Linked DNA regions of Mus musculus: region 2 is linked to region 1. The links are chromatin loops, found by intact Hi-C in ENCODE. Cell type or tissue: heart. All regions are shown on one strand. Links, peaks and the distances in the headings refer to the core of each region. The heading gives the core; the rest is flanking DNA.

Region 1 (9,019 bases), core at 525-8,524:
CCACAGCGAAGAGTCCCTCTTGCCTCTTCTCACTGCCAGTGTTTGCCAGCACTTGGCCTCCCTTGGTCTGCAGATCCATCAATCCAGACTTCCTCTCCATCACTATGGTCCATCACTATGGAGACCACATGGTTTTCCTGTGGCCCTCTCATATTGTCTGATTGCTGTGTGTGTCTGTGTCCAAATGGCCCTCTTGTTAGTACAGAGGTCATATCGGGTGAGAGACCCACTTCCTACCTCGACCAGACGTCATTTTAACCAATTATATCTGCCATGACCCTACTCCAAATAAAACCATCTTCTGAGAAAAATTGGAATTCAACTGTCTTTACTGGTGACACCTTCAGTCCACCCGAAGATGCCACCACAGCTGGAGTACTCCTTTGTAGGTGTGATGTGTTAGGCAAGTGTCAAGGGATTTTTAGCCTGGGTTATGACTGATCTGTCCCTTGGGACAGAATTCATATAAATCTCTCTGAGTCTCTTTCTTACAAAACGGACCTCAGGTTCTCCCCACAAGTAGAGCCTGTGGCTCTGCCTCTGAAGTTAGGGCTCCAGGGCACTGGGAGAGTTGTGGGGCCCTTGCACATACAGACATCATCAAAGAAACCCAGGTTGGAACCCAAGAGACACTTCAACTCTGATACTCATCTGCGATCTCAGGTTTCTCGTCCTGATGTCAAGGATCACGGAAAGCCAGTGTCCTCCACCGCAGTCCCTGTGCGGTGGCCCCTTCCTCAGTGAGGTCTACAAGGAGGGAGCCACACTATAAATAGCACCCCACATCCAAAGTCCTTCTTCCTGTGCAGGAAGCACCGAGGTCTAAAGGAAGGAAAAACGTGTTTCCGGAAGAGAGGCCAGGAAAAAGAAAAGCCAAGCGGGGGCGGACCCAGCTGAGTTCCGGGTGCTGGATGAGAGATGCAATGAGGCCGGTTCAGCAGGTGTATGCTAGGGTTTGATGCCAGCTTCTGGTGTTGGCATGTGACCCTGCCTGGGGCCTGCCGTTCAAGGACCTCCTGAGAATGGAAAGAGACCCGTGTGAAAACTTGAGGCTGGAGACTTAGGAGGTCAGGGCCAAGAGAGATTTGTTAATGCTGGGTCCGTTCGTCTGCTCACTGAATATTTCTCATTTTGCGATGAGGTAGATGTTCATAGAGAGCAAGGTGAGGTGCTTTTTGTAAGAATGGTTGGGAAAAAGCCAATGATCACGGGTGTTAAGCACAGCAGAGGCAACTCAGGGTCCTGGGAGATGGGAAAAGGCAACAGCAGGAGAGGCAGGAAAGATCCTGGGAGATAAAGATGGCTCCTCCTGGCCTCTTAGGAATTCAGTCAAGCCCAGGGAACGAGGCTGGAGGCTTCCAAGTGGGGAGGGAGGTGTGGGGATGAGAAGGTGGAGCGGCTGAGCAGTATCTACCCGCTCTCCTTTCTCCTGGCTCTCAGGTGCCCACCCCGAACTGTAACTGGGTCTACAGAGCAGTCCTTATCCCTCCAGAGACCCCTGATGGACCTCAGGGGCCTTTGCCCCTGCCTAGCTAGAGGAGAGGACACCCTCCATTGCCTGTGTAGACAACATGGGAATGGGGTGACCACACTCCAAGGCCAGGCCAAGCATCAAGAAGCCCCGGAAAAGCATCTATCTTCTCGGAAGAGCCAGAGGCCTGGTGGACAGCTCTGTGGTGGCAATTATCACCATGAGAGCTCAGGGCTGTGGGCTCCTTTCTAGTGCAGAGGGCATCAGAGTCACCCAGTGACTCTCAGCTCCTACTCCTGGCTCTCCAGCCCTCTGTGATGCTGCCAGACCGCAGGCCCCCTTAGTGGCCGACACACAGATGGGTTGCTGTTTCTGTAAGAAAGCCCTAGAAAGTCCTGGTATCAAGTTCAGATTCCTCTGCATTCCCACGGCACCAACAGTGATGTTGAAATGCAATATTTCCACCCCCCATCCTTCCAACCAGGGTGGTTTGTGATTAGAATCCAGTCAGGATCCCAGGGCCTCTGAGGAGCCTGGGCAAATTTCAGCCCAGTTTCCTGTTTTATAAAATAGTGCACAGTGGTTCAGGAAGAAAAACAAAAGCTTGGCATGTGTGCTCATCCAGCGTCCCTTAGCATAGCCCCTGAACATATCCTATAGTCCCCGTCCTAGTGTCCATGTGCCCAAACACAGAGGCAACCCTGGGAGATGGTTAAGGCTTGCTTTTAGGTTGTCTGCCCTCCATGGGGAGCCCACACTGACTGCATCTTCTCCCCGAGCACCGTCCTCTGCTGGCGGTGACTTGCCAGCAGATATCTCTTCATCGTCCCAGTTTCTACATGAGTTCACCGTGGCCCACTTGCTCACACCCCTTACACTGGGAAGAACAGGCCATTGCCCAGGAAACCGCTGGCTGCAATCCAGTCCCTTTACTGTAATCATGTTGAGAAAAAAGGCAGGCATGACTTTGCTTCGGCAGGAATTAAAAGATGAAGGGAAGAAGGAAGGGGACACCAAGGTCATTTCTATGGCTCTTGTAAAAAGACAGAGGATGCCTCGGAAGCTGAAGAAGAGATGCTGTCTCTGTGCTGTGCTGTGTGGCACCTGAGATGTGGTCGCTGTGTTGTGCTGTGCTATATATGGTATCCAAAATGCTGTCTCTGTGCTATGCCGTGTGGCTCCTGAGATACCGTCTTTGTGCTGTGCTGTGGTGGCAATGGAGCCTTATGTGAGGCATTCAAAGGGGCAGAAAGGAGGCAACCTAGGGTTCCAAAAAAAAGCAGATGAAAAACAAAGCAAACAGCACCAGTAAAGAGGTCTGGATGGATGGCTCAATGGTTAGGAGTTCCTGCTACTCCTCCCAAAGTTCTTGTTTGCCTCCCAGCACCCACCTTAGGTGGCTCACAACTGCCTGTAACTCCAGCTCTAGGGGATCCAGCGCCCTCTTCTGGCCATGCACAGGGCTTACACTCATATATCATATGCATACACATACATAAAAATAAAATATAATAATAACAACATAAAGCCAGTATCAGAGTAAGGGGGAAATAGAATTGTGTTTCTATGCTTCTGATACTTCCTAGGTGTGTGTTTTTGTGTCTGACTTTGTTTGTGACTTAGAATATACCATGTGCCATGTGCCTGTTCCTGTCTCTGAACCTTCATCTGTAACAGGGAGCTAACTCTAACCTAGCTCACCGGACAGCCTAGCTTATGGGGACATCTGTATAACAGAGTCTGTGTAATAACACACTTAGCTTAGCACCTGGCTTGCAGAAACCAGAGATTATTGACAAATAGTCGCTCACGGACAAGACACTTGACCTTCTGAGACCCGACCCTCCACTCTGTAAACTGGGGTTTGACTCTGGTTCCCTTTGGGCCTGCTGAGAGACTGTGGCTGCAGATGTTGTGGCATAAGATGGGTTCTCAGTGAATGAGTGCTTCCTTAGGGAATGCTTGAAGTTCCCCTTTGGGGTGACCAGAAGCAGATCCCTGTCCCCTGAGAAGCCCACACTGTGGCTTTCAAGTCTCTGCATGGGATGGAGGCTTAGGATTTTCCTCTGGCAGGGGTAGCATCTCAGACAGGAGAGGCTGAAAGAGTTTTGAGAGACATGAGAGTATGCTGTAGCCGGATGAAGGCTTTCACAGAAGGTGTGGCCAGAGTGCAGAAGCACTGGCCTCCTCTCTCCTCCAAGGGTTTGGTTTAGAAGTTGTCAAGGACCACAAGCTGTTCTTCCACTTCCTTTTGAGCAGGGCCTAAGTCATCTGGCGCCGACTGTATCATAGAGGCCTTGGGAAGAGATGGTGCAAAAGGAGATAGGAAATCTGGTTCACCCTTTGTCTGCGTGTCTGTGCATCGTTCTGTGGCTACCACTAGAGGGCGCAGTTGCCCAGCACAACCCACAGGATTCCCACGCCCTCCTCTGCAGCAGCCAGCTGGCCCCTGCGTCATTTGGGCTGGGAAAAGCAGCGAGGCTTACCCACTCAACTCTACACTAGATGAAAGACGGGGGTGGGTGAGAGCCTCGGGTGGGGCAGCCCTGCACTGTATGGGAAAACTAGGCGAGCAGAGGACTTTAACGGCCTAGAGAGCAGAGCTGGGTCTGTTACCCTCAATGGTGTTTAAGACTTTGATTCTTGGCATAGGCTCTATCTATAGAACTACCCCTGTCCCACAAAAACAAACAAACAAACAAACAACCTCAGTTTTTCTCTTTATTCTCCTGGACTATCAAGTATGTTGGGTGATTTCAAACAGACTTAGATGGTGTTGGTTGGCAAAAACAAACCGTCAATGTTGTCTAGTCTGGCTGTCTCTGGAGTCTTCTTTTCTTGCGGTTACTGGGACCCGCAGCCAGAGCCAGCTTTCCCTCCCCTATCAGCACAACCCTCCTGTGTGGCTCTGCTAACTTGCCCACTGTAGATGGATATAACCCGCCCCAAACTACCATTTGCCTTAGCCTTGGGCTTCCTTGGCTGATGACCAACAGAACTCGTGCATCTGCAGTAACTGGAGGAAGTACAGGAGGAACTGGGATAAGCCTAGGACCCTGGTTCCCTGCCAGAGCCCTTGGCCGTAGCGTGCCTGGAGAGGCAATGATTTAGTGAGACCCTGTCACCTAGCTCTTCAAGTCTCAAGCTGCTGATGCCATAGGAGGATGCCGCTGTGTCTATAAACCCATCTCTGGGGCTGTGTAGCTGCCTTTCTCTTTCCCTCTCTGCAGACCCTCTCTTTGGGAGTGGAGGTACTGCTAAGCACTCACCGTGGTCTTCATATGGTCCACTGGGGTCTTTGGCTCTATGCCATAAGCTGGGTCTCCCAGGGCTCTGAACAGTGATGGACAGACCAAGTTGCTTCCTATCCTCGGAGCCCCAGAGTAGGCAGTGGGCTGGGGGCAGGGGAGGCGGGGCAAATGAATCCAGCATTCCATAGGCTTCCAAATTGTGTGCCTCTGTACTTGCTCTTTCCAAGAATCCTACACAACTACCTAGAGTCTGGTCTGGGGCCAAGCTGGAGTCCTTTCATCCCGAGCCTTCTCCCCCAGAGACCACCGAACTGCAAAGCCTGGACCACAGCTTGCCTCTGCACCGTGAGGGCTCCTCTAGCAGAAAGACGAGAGTCCTTCTGAGAGCCTCCTCCTGACTTTACCCAGACAGGGTTAGCAGACCATCTGGTTCCAGTGTAATATGGTCAGGGAGGCCGTCCTAGATGCAGCGATATTTAATATTAGAGGATATGAACAGGAAGATGAGCTGGTTCCTAGTCAGGATGATAACACAGGAAGAGATGAATCTGCTGCAGTCATACACGGGGCCACCCAGAGGCAGGGTGTGGTCCCATCTGACTTTGCATCCAGGGTCTGCTGCTTACTGGCCGTGACTGTGAACGAGACCTTCCAGTGCTTGCTAAGACTGGATGTGTCTGACACTGGCATTAGAGTGGGCATTATATACGAACTGACTTATTTCTCTTTCTTCTGTTTTCATTTTTGGGCTTTTCTTCTGGGTCCTTTATTTCTAGACTCCGGAAGCTCCCCAGGGAAAGAGATGGTCCTCCCTACCCACCTCAGGCAAAGCCCTGCCTCTTCAACAGTGGGTTGACTTAAGGTCTAGGGCGGTGTCCCTGGCTTGTCTCAGGATCTCCATATCTTGATGCCCAGATTGGGAGTTCTCTGCAGCTAGGGGCTGTGCTTCCCCTATCAGCCTCTTATGTCTTAGTCAGTAAGTACAGCTCGGGCATAAGATGTTCAATGTGGAAAAAAAGGGTCCGCACTGAGTATAACCAATGAAATCTGAGACTCATCGAGCAGCCCCTTGCTTATGAAGGTACCTGGTAGCTCTCAAGGTGTTTTGCTAAGTGTGTTCCAGAACTTGGGTCCTTGTAGACAGAGGGTGTTTCTCAAGTGCAGACATCTGGAGGGCAGATGTGGAGTGGGCTGGGGAGGAGTGAAGTCCTGGAAGACTTGGGATTCCAGGCCCCGTGACTCACTCCCCATTCAAGGCCACTCCTCAGCAGCTGGGCTGCCTAAGGCCTGGGCTGTCTGGAGTTAGCCAGCCAGGTGTGGCTGCACAGTGGTCCCTGGCCTGGGGCACAGCTGTCTCTCAGCTGGATAGGACTGGAGAGCTCCTGACTGGGCACTCTCTCTATGCCATGTTCTCAGAGGTCCCCAGGTTCTGCTGAGCACAGCTGAGGGCGTGGTCTTACAAACAGGCCATTTAAGGGGGTATGTGGAAAGCAGGTGACTTTCTCCTTCTGTTTCAGTTGGGATGGGGTTCCCAGGGTTTGTGTGGTGTGGTGTGTGTGTGTGTGTGTGTGTGTGTGTGTGTGTGTGTGTGTGTGTGTGTTTCCCAGCCTGGGAGCAATGGAAGTGAGCAGATTCAGGGCAGAAGTGTGTGTGAGAGGGGTCTGCGTCTACTGTTTGTCATATCATCAAAGCACTGGGAAGGGGGTGGGTTCTGAGGTCAGCACCTTGGTCCAGGTCCCAGATGATGGTGAAGGTGGCTCAAAATCTTGTCTGAAGCCGGGCGTGGTGGTGCACGCCTTTAATCCCAGCACTCGGGAGGCAGAGGCAGGCAGATTTCTGAGTTCGAGGCCAGCCTGGTCTACAAAGTGAGTTCCAGGACAGCCAGGGCTATACAGAGAAACCCTATCTCGAAAAACAAAAAGAAAAAGAAAAAATTGTCTGAGTATCATTTTCCTCTTTAGAAAAGTGAGACTATTCGCAGCTCAGGGTGAGGCCCGGGGCCAGTGAGGTCTTGTAAGGGAGCTTGGCAAACAAGTCTTACAAGGATAGATGATGGTTAGATTTCGGGGTGACCAGGGCCCTGATTAAGCTGTCCTGGTCTTGTTAGTGAAGTCCTCAGGGAGGAGTGAGGTGGGGAGCGATAGACTAATTAAGAACTGACAGGAGAGACTGAGGGTACATCCATGCTTAGCAAGCCTACAGTGTGACATTTATGGCACTGAAAACAATCAGGTCCCCCGGGACTTGTCTGTCAGCAAAGCTCTGCTCTTCACGGTCACAGTATCTGCCTTCCGTAGCTCTCCAAATACGACCTCATCCCACCCTCACCACCGTCCACTGAGACAGGAGCTGGTGTTCTTGTTTTGTAGATAGAGGATCTGAGGGTATCCGATACAGAGTCCCTAGGTGGCCACATCAGATGGTGACAGATCTCCTACATCCGATTCTAGACTCTGGGTTCCTCATTACCTCAGGTGTAAAGGGGTCCTGCAGGACTTGCAGCAGAGACTTAGGGTACCACCACCCCATCAATGTTAGAGTAGGAGTCTCAGGGGATGGTCCTCTGGCTCAGTTTCAGCAACTTTTCCCAGGCTGGGCTATACTACAGAAAAGCTCGTTGGGGTCTGTTGGGGTCCGTCCTCGTTGTGAGAGGGCTGGCTCAAGGTGAGCCCCTCCCCCTTAGCAGTTCTGCTTGGACCTTTCTCATCCTCCTCGCCCTCACTTATAAGACAGGAGGCGAGTGCTTTCCCTTCTGCTATAAAAGAGGACCACAAGGTGTTGCTTAAAGGGCAGGAATTGTTCTCGTATAGCCCAGTGCATCAGAAGTCCAAAGGATGCCACTGAATAAAGCCAAGAGATAGTTCAATGGTGTATATTGCACTTGCCTAGTGTGCATAAAGACTTGGGCTCCAGCCCCAGCAGTGAAAAAGGAAATAAGACAAAATTGAAGATATCTGTAGAATCAGGAGAATCTATCTGTTCAATGCCCCTGTTGGCTTCCACAGGCCATAGTTCCATCCATCCATGTCCTTCAGAGTCAGTAAGAACCAGACAGCCCCTGAGCTGCCATCCCTCTGGCTGCAGCAGGCAGAGGCTCTGGTTTGTCAGGACGTGTGTGATGTGTTGGTGTTCACCTGGACAGTCTAAGATCTGCTCCCCGTCGTCGGAGGGCTTCTCACAGCTGTAAAGGCCCTTTTGTCATTTTTGGTGACACACATGGGTTTGAACAATAAAGAATGAAGGTCTTGCCGGGCAGTGGTGGTACACGCCTTTAATCCCAGCAATTGGGAGGCAGAGGCAGGCAGATTTCTGAGTTCCAGGCCAGCCTGGTCTATAGAGAGAGTTCCAGGACAACCAGGAACACAGAGCTACACAGAGGCTACACAGAGAAACCCTGTCTCAAAAAACCAAAAAAAAAAAAAAAAAATTAAAAAATGAATGAACATCTTTGGGATTTACCATTCTACCAAACAGGAAAACTGACGGTCCCTATTCTAGTGTCAGGAATAAACATACATATTAAAAGAAAAATGCCATGTAAAATGACTCACATACTAAGCTCTTGGTAAGCACATGGGCATTGCTATTTGTGCAGGTTATTTTTCCTTGTTGCTAGGACCAAATACCTAACAAAAAGTAACTTAATGGGTTGGGTTGGCGGGGGTGGGGGGTGGGGGGTGGATGTTGTTTTATCACAGTTTGAGACCATACAGACCATCATGATGGGGGAAGACGCGCTGGTGTGAATGGCGTATGCCTGTGGCAACAGCAATGTGAGGTGACTGCCTGCTAAGCCTGGAGTAGGGACATTTCAAATCAAACCCTAATACTATCCAGTACTATGTAAGGCACTCAGGACTTTTTAAATGCTAGCTCTTAGTAACATGTCCCAAGCTAGGGAGCTAGAGCCCTCATTTCTGTTGGCTCTCTCCCCATGCCTCAGTTTCCACCACTGTCAAAGGAGAACCCCACCCCCACTACCCCCTGCACTCGGCAGTTCACACGCCAGGCTCCGGAGGCACACAACGTTTCCCTTGTGCTGTGTGCAGGCGGCTGCCAGCGGCGGGCACAGGGCCCGGCCCACTGCTCTCCCAAGGACACAGCATTCACCAGATCACAAGGGAACAGAAGAGCCCCTCTTTTGAAGGGCAGAGAGGTTCCAAGCAGATCACTGCAGGAACTGAACCCTCTCTGTGGGAAAGAATTGCCTCCCTTGTGAAGAGGGAGCACTATTTGAAATGAGTTTTACAATCATTTTTATTAGCAGAGCCCCTGATAATAGCAGGGTTGTTGCCCT
Region 2 (9,019 bases), core at 694-8,693, 50 kb after region 1:
GGCTCTCTACCTGCCCCGTTGTGTTAGAATCTCCATGGCAACAAACATTGCCAAAAAGGAAGGGAGGGAAGAATCAGGTGGTAGCAAGAGGACCCTGTACTTCGGGACAGGACATTAGTACTGTTTTGACAGCAGCAAGATGCTCACTCTTGTGGTTCCCTGAGGATGTCATAGTTTATTTAAACCTAAATGTTCTGAGGTGGCTTGTAGTGAGTTGGGGAAGATAGACTTCAGCTTGGGGCTGTTCATGTGAAGTGCAGGGCAGGGTGCCATGGACACTTTTTACATGGACAGATGGAACAGGGCCATGTGTGCTCCTCTCTGTGAGATAGTTCTGAAACCCAGACGAGGCAGGGCTTCTCAGTTAGGTTGGTGAGACAGGCAATGAAGAGTTTCTCCTTGCTGGTCAGTGGTGGTGGACGCCTTTAGTCCCAGCACTTGGGAGGCAGAAGCAGGCGGATTTCTGAGTTCAAGGCCAGCCTGGTCTACATAGTGAGTTCCAGGATAGCCAGGGCTATACAGAGAAACCCTGTCTTGAAAAAATTAAAAAAAAAAAACCAACAACAAAAAAATGTTTCTCCACAGGCCACATGTAGGGCTGTATGTGAACAAGGTCTTGCCTGGCTTACAGCATTGAGGGTCATAGGTAAAGGAGGGAGGATATCATAAAAGCTTATGTCCACCCGCCCTGTCCCACTCCCTTGTGGATAGTGACCAGCCAGGACTCTCTGGAAGGCAAGTAGCCTCATACAATAAGACCTCCTCTCCTGTGGACAGAGCAAGCTGCGCTAGCTGTGCTTTCTACTCAAGACAGATCATGTGGACAACTGTCCATCTTAGTACCCAGCACTCACAGAGGCTCCGAGGTTACAGGTAACCCTGCCTCACTGGCGTTTTCCTGTGCTATATGGACTGCAAGGCTTTTCCGAGGCCACAGGTAACCACACCCCTAGTACTGAGATTCCAGGTAGAGGAACAACCCTGTCTCTTTAAACACCAAGAGGGCAATGAGGAAGACACAGTCCCATTATTTAATACTCTCTATGGACAGAAAGTTGTCAGCCCCAATTCAGAGCATTTCAGGTTTGATTGATTGATTGGTTGGTTGGTTGGTTGGTTGATGATTGATTGATTGGTTGATTGATTGGCTAATTGACTTTGAGACAGGCTCTCACTGAGTGGTACTGTCTTGGTACTCACTTTATAAATCAGGCTGGCCTTGAACTCACAGCGATCTATCTGCTTCTGCCTCTCAAATGCTAGAAGTAAAGGCATGTGCCTCCATACTCAGCCAGCCCAGGTTCTTAGTTTAGTGGGAGGGAGAACAGATGGGCTCTGCTCACTAGTGAGGGTACCTTCTCCAGCTGGGCTCCCCTACCTATTTGGCCTGTTCATGCTCTGGTATGATCGGTCAGGCTCCAGCGGGTGACAGGCCCACCGCAGAACACAGCAGCAGTGATGGAGGATGCTTGCTGATAAGAATGAGTCAGATGCTCCAGACACTGATGCAGAAGGAGTTGGCTGAGTTTTTGGAGCACCAATCTGCAATTGGTAGCTGAGCAGCTTTTCAGGACTTTCCTCCTGGACACAATGGTTCTCCCTCTAAGAATGAAGCCTAAGGAAATGGCTCGAATCACAAACGAAATGTATTTGGGTTTATCACACTCTTATGCACCATGGTGGGAAGCCTCCAGACTGTGGTGGTACACACTTTAATCCCAGTACTCAGAGGCAGAGGCAGGCAAATCTCTAACTCTGAGGCTACCCTGGTCTACAGAGTGAGTTCCAGGACAGTCAGGGCTATACAGAGAGACCCTGTTTCTGAAAAACAAAAACAACAAACCAAACCAAACCAAAAAAAAAAAAAAAAAAAAAAAAAACCAACAACAACAAAAACCCCCAAAACAAACAAAACAAAACAAAAAACCACAACAGTGGAAAACTGGAAGCATAGTCTATGGGCAGCAATGGTAGACAGATTAGCTAGGGTTCAGGCAATACATTCACATACTATTCATGGTCCAATAAGTGTATTTTGAATGACTTTTGGAGACTAAAAAGTAAAAAGTACAGGTGCTTAGTCTATAGTAAAGAGATATATACTTATAGCAATAGTACAGTCAGAGTTTTATAGTATATGTGTGGTTTTGGATTTTTTCTAATATATATGTTTTGTTTTTAAGATTTATTTTTATTTATATGTATGCATACGTGTCAGGTGTGTGCTGGTGTCTACAGAGGCTGGCAGAGGGCTTTGGATCCCCTGGAGCAGACATTGTGAGGGTCTTACCTGGGTGCTTGGGAATAGAACTCGGATCCTTAGGAAAGCAGCAAGCGTTCTTAACCTCTGAGCTATCTCTCCAGCTATAATAATAATATTAACAATAATAAATAATGATAAATAAAACACTATAATTGATGGTGATAATAATAATAATTTTAAAGTACTTTCCATGTGTTTCTATGCTGAGTGCTTGCTTCAATTGGTTTTTTTTTTTTAAGATTTATTTATTTTATATATTTGGGTGCTCTGTGTACACCTGCATGCCAGAAGAGGATTATTGGATCTCATTTCAGATGGTTGTGAGCCACCATGTGGTGGCTGGGAATTGAACTCAGGACCTCTGGAAGAGCAGTCAGTGCTCTTAACCACTAAGCCATCTCTTCAGCCCTCGTTTGTTTCGTCTTAACGGTTCAGTGATATTTGTCACCCTTGTTTTCTAGAAGCAGCTAAGGCTTAAAAGAGGCTAAGCAACTTTCCAGAAGCCACACACCTTATAGATAGATTCTCCATACACCCTAAAAGTACCCATGAAGAGTTAATACTGTAACTGAGTCGGGGTGAGGGTAGGTGAGAGGTACTGATTTGCCTGACCTGCAGTTTCAAAGCCAAGCAGGCAGACTCCAGCCCTGAAGACTTTCTGCTCTGCTCCTCAGGTAGCCCTGCTCAAACCCTCTCATGGAGAGCACGCTATGTTGTTATGCTGTTCTGAGACCTTAGACCTACACTTACAGGGTGCTGATGATGCCCAGCAGTGGCCTGCTGGCAAAAATCCAGCTCCCCACCCCCCACCACCACTCCCCACCACTCCCCCTCCCCCAACCCCTTCCCCCACTGCACACACGGGAAAGTAGCTTGGAGGCTTGGAAGGTATTCCAGAATCCTGGAGAGCTCTCCTCTGCCCTGCTGTCAAAGAACCTCCCTTCCCGTGGCCCAGCCTTTGCTGAATGAGACAGTCCATCAGCCCAACTGGAAAACTCATCTATGAAGAAATGCTGGAAGCCTTGGGTTGGGAGAGAAAAGTCATAAAGCGAACGTGAGAAAGATGGAGACTGTCACCTGGCTCCCTGCCTGGGGCTCACTCCAACTGATGGAGGTCCCCACCCTCAAGGCTCCAAGCACAGTGGCTCCTCCCCCACCCAGCAGCTGCTGTGTCATTCCACCCTGTACCTAAGCTGTCACTTAAGAAACAAAACCTCCTATAGGGTTGCAGACCCCTTCAGCTCCTTGGGTGCTTTCTTTAGCTCCTCCATTGAGGGCCCTGTGTTCCATCCAATAGATGCTGTGAGCATCCACTTCTGTATTTCCCAGGCACTGGCATAGCCTCACACGAGACAGCTATATCAGCTATATCAGGGTCCTTTCAGCAAAATCTTGCTGGCATGTGCAATAGTGTCTGCATTTGGTAACTGATTATGGGATGGGTCCCTGGGTGGGGTAGTCTCTAGATGGTCCATCCTTTCATCTTAGCTCCAAACTTTGTAACTCCTTCCCTGGGTATTTTGTTCCCTAGTCTAAGGAGGAATGAAGTATCCACACACTGGTCTTCCTTCTTCTTGATTTTCTTGTATTTTGCAAATTGTATCAGGTATTCTAAGTTTCTGGGCTAGGTGGAACAACAGTATGAACTAACCAGTACCCCTAGAGCTCGTGTCTCTAGCTGCATATGTAGCAGAAGATGGCCTAGTCGGCCATCATTGGGAAGAGAGGCCCCTTGGTCTTGCAAACTTTATATGCCCCAGTACAGGGGAATGCCAGGGCCAAGAAGTGGGAGTGGGTGGGTAAGGGAACAGGGCAGGGGGAGGGTATAGGGAACTTTCAGGATAGCATTTGAAATGTAAATGAAGAAAATATCTAATAAAAAATTGAAAAAAAAAGAAAGAAAGGAATGAAAGAAAGAAAGAAAGAAAGGAAGGAAGGAAGGAAGGAAGGAAGGAAGGAAGAAAGAAAGAAAGAAAGAAAGAAAGAAAGAAAGAAAGAAAGAAAGAAAGAAAGAAAGAAAGAAAGAAAGAAAGAAAACCTCCAGCAGGTTTCTTAAGTCCTGGTCCTTAGGACCCAGACATCTGTGTCCTGTAGCTTCAACCTCCAAAGCTTATGATCTTCATTACAGGAGATGAACACAGTGCTAGCATGTTTGGAGTCGAGGCTGTGAAGCAGGAACATTCTGGATTCCAGGAGAGTGCCTGGGAGGAGCAGGGAGGAGAGGGGGTGGGGAGGTCGGGGATCAGGGGAAGGAGAGTGGCTTTTCTGCCCCACTGTATAGTTAGCTGTAGGAAACTGTGGGCGGGCTTCATGCTTCCCAGGCCCAGCCCAGCCTCCCCAGGAGGCATTTACAGCAGGCCTCCAGCCCCCTGTGATTTGTGGGACAGTTTTAAACCACCGATTTTCATTAGCATTAAATCATTCCTCTTGGCTAATTGAAAAGGAACCAAGGATACTGCTTTGAGCGGAACCCATTGGATGGAGCAATTCAGCAAGACAGGCAGATATGCTGACTGCAGGAGTCTGTAGCCAGGAAGTTCCGAGGCCCCTCCCTCAAGTTTAGACTTCACTTCTGCTTCTGAGGCCAGGACTGAGATAAGCGAGCCCCAGAATGAAGAACTAGACAACGTATTTGATTTTTTTTCTTTTTTCTTTTTCTTTTTAGCTAGGGGGTAGAGGTTAGATACTTGGAAGAACTTCTAGCCCAGGGAAAAGAAATAACTGGTTCTGAGATCAAGGAGAGGAAGGCAGTAACCGTCCCTCTGTGTGGTGCCCTGTCTTTGGCAGCCTGGGTGTAGGTTCCTTCATGGTTAGGGAACAGCCAGGGAACACTGAGAAGTAGGTGGTGGGCAAGCCGAATCTGGGCTTTTCAGCTTTCAGAAGCCTCTGTTGGGAGCAGCAGGGCCTGGCTGGAGGCGATGCGGGGCTCTCGCCTGATGATTTACACAGAGTCACTTTGAGCGCCTGAGATTATCTCAGGAGCTGGGTCTTCCTCTGTAAGCACATGCCACTCTTAGGTCAGAAAAGAAGCCATGCCAGTCTGAAGGATCAGGGACTTTTTAAGAACTGCCAGAGGCCTGGGGCTCAGAGGGGATACGGGAGGGAAATAGTGGATTCCGTTGCCTCTGAACAACCTTAATCCCTGTTGTGAGCCAGGAGCCAGCCAGGCGGGCTCAGGGTACTGAGCCCACGCTGCTCCTTTGCCAAGTCGTAGCCATTTCCTCTGCCTTCTGCCAATCCTCTACCCACTCAATGGGTACACTAGCCGCCTGCCCTGTCTCCTCTCTATGCTGCCTAGGGTGATTCCCCTCTCTGCCAAGGACTTGGCAGCCAGATTGGTGGCGGATGTCACAGACACCTCTTAGATTGTCCTTTGTCTGTTCTCAGAGGCTGTCAGAGGTTGGAGGCTAGACCAGATTAACACTAGTAAATAAATGTCTCTGGTGGCTTCATCCTCAACCCTGAGAGTCTCTTTACAATTTCAGATCTGAGAAAGATTGAGGTTTAACATTGATGGGAGGCTGAGTGATCGCCTCAGGTTCTGCTGCCACTTCACACAGTGACTCAGGACAAGCTCCTTCCTTGCAGGCAGAGCATGCCTGTCTTTGCCTGTACATCCTGCCCCAGGTATCACACATGAATTGTATCAGGTCCATAACTCCGTTCTCCAAGGAAAGCCGGATGCTACTACAGGCCACCGGACTGAATTGGAAACAGACCAAAGGGAAGGACAGCAAGGGGCAGTGTAGTTGGTAAAGTGCTTGTCATGCACACATAATGGCCCAAGTTAGTTCCCAGTGTATTTATTTACTTAAAAGCTGGGGACAATGGTGGCATGTGCTTATAGGTCCATTGCTGGAGAGGTAGGGACAGGAGGATCCGTGAGGCTTCCTGGCCAGTCAGCTGAATTAGCAAGTACCTGATCATAATGAGAGACCCTGTTTCAAAACCAAAAAAAGCAAGGTTAGCAAAGTGGTGGTGGCACATGTCTTTAATCCCAGCATTCAGGAGGTAGATACAGGTCAGTCTCTGAGTTTGAAGCCAGTCTGGTCTACAGAGTGAGTTCCAGAACAGCCAGGGATACACAGAGAAACCATGTCTCAAAAAAAGAAAAGAAAAAGAAAGAAGAAAGAAAAAAAGAAAAGAAAAAGTCAAAACGGGCTAATTTTTAAACAAATTAAAAAATAAATTTGAAAAATAATGTATGCGTTTAAGAACATATGAGGGTGAACATGTGTGTTTTGTATGTGAGTTCATGTGTATGTATGAGAGTGTGTGACTGTGTGTATTCATGAGTGAGTGTGTATGTATGTGTATGTGTGGTTTACCTGTGCCTGTATGCAAGTGTGTGCCCCTGTATGTCTGGTCTGGGTATGAGTGTTGTGTATCTCGGGGGATCGGTGCATATCTCTGTGTGTTTGGTACAAGCATGTATGTCTATGGAACATATAAGCATCAGAAATATGTTGATCATGGTTCTGGAAGTTGAGATCTTGAGATCAAGTCATTAGCAGATTCATTGTCTGATAAAGGCCACCTCTTGTCCCGGCTCTTCTGTGTCTTCACGTCACCACGTCACAGAAGGACAACAGCTTCTCTTAAGCCACGTGGAAGAGGGCACTAATCCTGTTTATAGAATCTCTGCCCTGACTTAGTCATTTCCCAAGATCCCGGCCTTTGAATGCTACACCTTGGAGGTTAGTTTCAGCTTGTGAAACAAATTATTGAGACCATAGAGTCTTTGTGTGTGTGTGTGTGTGTGTGTGTGTGTGTGTGTGTGTGTGTGTGTGGTGTTTGTCCAAAGGGTAAAGTAGCCCAAGCCACCACTTTGCTGTGGCACCAAAGGACTCAGCTGTCTCTTCTCTGATGTGATGGCTCAGCCCCCAGACATAGCTATCTGTTCTCGGTGCCTCTTGGGAACCACACAGGGGTCCCAGCCAGAAGAAAAGCCTGGATGGAGGCTAGGCTATAATAGGAAGGAAGTGATGTCAGGGATGGAGGCTAGGCTATAGGAAGGAAGTACTGTCAGGATTACAACAGCAAAGAGACCCATGGCAGATGGAGTAAGACAGCGTGCAGTAAGTTCCTATGGCCCAAGCCTGCCTCCCTCTGTGTCATCCTACCCACCCTCCTTTCCCAGATGTTGTGCCTAGACTATCTTCCTTTGGAGAGGGCCTCACTTTCAGGAGGATTCCATAACAATGCGCTCTCTTTTAACACATGACATGTTTATTTTATGTGTTTTTTATTTTCTGAGTGTTTGCATATATGTATGTTTGTGTATTATGTGCATACCTAATACCCTCTGAGTCCAGAAAAGGGCTTGAGATCCCACAGGACTGGTCCTATAGACATTTGTGAACCACCATGCAAGTGCTGGGACTAGAACCCAAGTCCTTTGGAAGAGGAACCAGTGCTTTCAGCCACTCAGCCATCTCTCCAGCCTGTTTGAAAACTATGTGTATGTCTATGTGTAGGTGTGTGCTCTTGAATGCACATGCCCACTGAGTACAGGGGGTGGCATCAGATCCCCTGGAGCTAGGGTTACAGGCAGCTGTAAACTGCATGGTGTAGATGTTGGAGGCAGAACTTGGGTCTTCTGAAAGAGCAGTATGTTTTGTCTTCGTTTTAATGATCATTCGTCATGTGTAGGTGTCTGAGGGGGCTGGAGGGGTATCAGATCTCCTGAAATTAGGGTTACAGGTTGTTGAGAGCTGTCTGCTGTGGAAGCTGGGAATCAAACTCCGGCTGTCTTCAAGAACACGTACTGACCCACCTCTCTTGCCTACGCAGTATACTCTTAACTGCTGTGTATTCTCACCAGCCCCCTGCCATAGTTTTAAACATAGGAAAATTTGTGCCTAGCTTTGATATATCCACTCCACTCCAGTCCTGCATAAATCAACTGACCTAATGAGACTCAAATGAAGATGAAGTTTAGGTCAGAAGTGAAACCTTCTGTGCAGGGTTTGTACTGCTTTGAAATGGCTGACCGCAGAGAGAGATCAGAGCTGTGATGAGGACTTGCCTTACTAACAGACAGCACTGTGTAAGAACGAGACTCTTGTACCCTTTCTCACAACTCCCCCCGTCTGTATATCTAGTGCTCCGGGCTGCTTCTATACCATGGGCACAAAGCATCAGTGCCCATATTTGCATAGCAGTGTGTGGGGGCGTGGCAAATCCAGGCGGGCTCAGGATCTGCATTTAGCTACCACTCTGTACTATGTGGAACGCTCCAGGGCTCTTCTCTCCCCACTTTCCCTTTCTTCTCCTCCACCCTTTTTTTAAATTTATTTCAAAGTAATATACCCATACTCTTCATAGTGTGGTTAAGATGTTCCGACCTTGTGAAATGGGCATCTTAACTCTTTCCTCTAAAGAGCTGTGGCTCCTTTAACCGGCAGTTGCGGGAGGAGCTGTCCTATCAGCACCACGGCCGGTCCCACCCTGCAGAGACTGCGGGCTGCCGTTCAAGGGCAAGTAGGGCGGAGAAAAGACAGTCTAGAACTAGCCATCTGGATAGTTCCCAGCCTCACTGGGGACTGCCTTCCTCCCCAACGCCTGTCCCAGGCCTTGCAGAATGGAGAGAGCTAGCGTTTAGGTTCTCACCACCTTCTAAGCTACACTGAAATATTTATAGGCCCAAAATACTTCTTGGCTCTGGGATTTGCAGAGCATTAAGCCAGTTAGCTGGCATTTGTCCTGATGCGGCCTGGGCCGGAGTGAACAGTCTGAAGAGCTTGGGTGGAGGCA

The links. Peaks named below come from ENCODE experiments on the same cell type or tissue, not always from the same donor. Only the 100,000 strongest peaks of a DNase experiment are listed, where the experiment ranks them.
Region 2: it touches region 1 in a loop (2.3-fold over the local background); 3 of 42 quality-filtered maps call a loop at or near these places.

The regions. Positions count from the first base shown.
Region 1 is chr1:135,665,457-135,674,475 of GRCm38, reverse strand. It overlaps a transcript of Nav1 not described here. Among named protein-coding and RNA genes, the nearest start is that of Gm32835, 18 kb to the left of the region's middle. In heart, for the core only: CTCF peaks have their summits at 2,227 (motif pointing left), 2,917 (motif pointing left) and 3,842 (motif pointing right); DNase peaks (open chromatin) are centred at 875, 3,915, 4,475, 5,955 and 3 weaker places; H3K27ac peaks cover 2,999 bases.
Region 2 is chr1:135,615,825-135,624,843 of GRCm38, reverse strand. It overlaps a transcript of Nav1 not described here. Among named protein-coding and RNA genes, the nearest start is that of Gm4793, 23 kb to the right of the region's middle. In heart, for the core only: no CTCF peak of the experiment used is centred there; DNase peaks (open chromatin) are centred at 3,313 and 4,783; H3K27ac peaks cover 582 bases.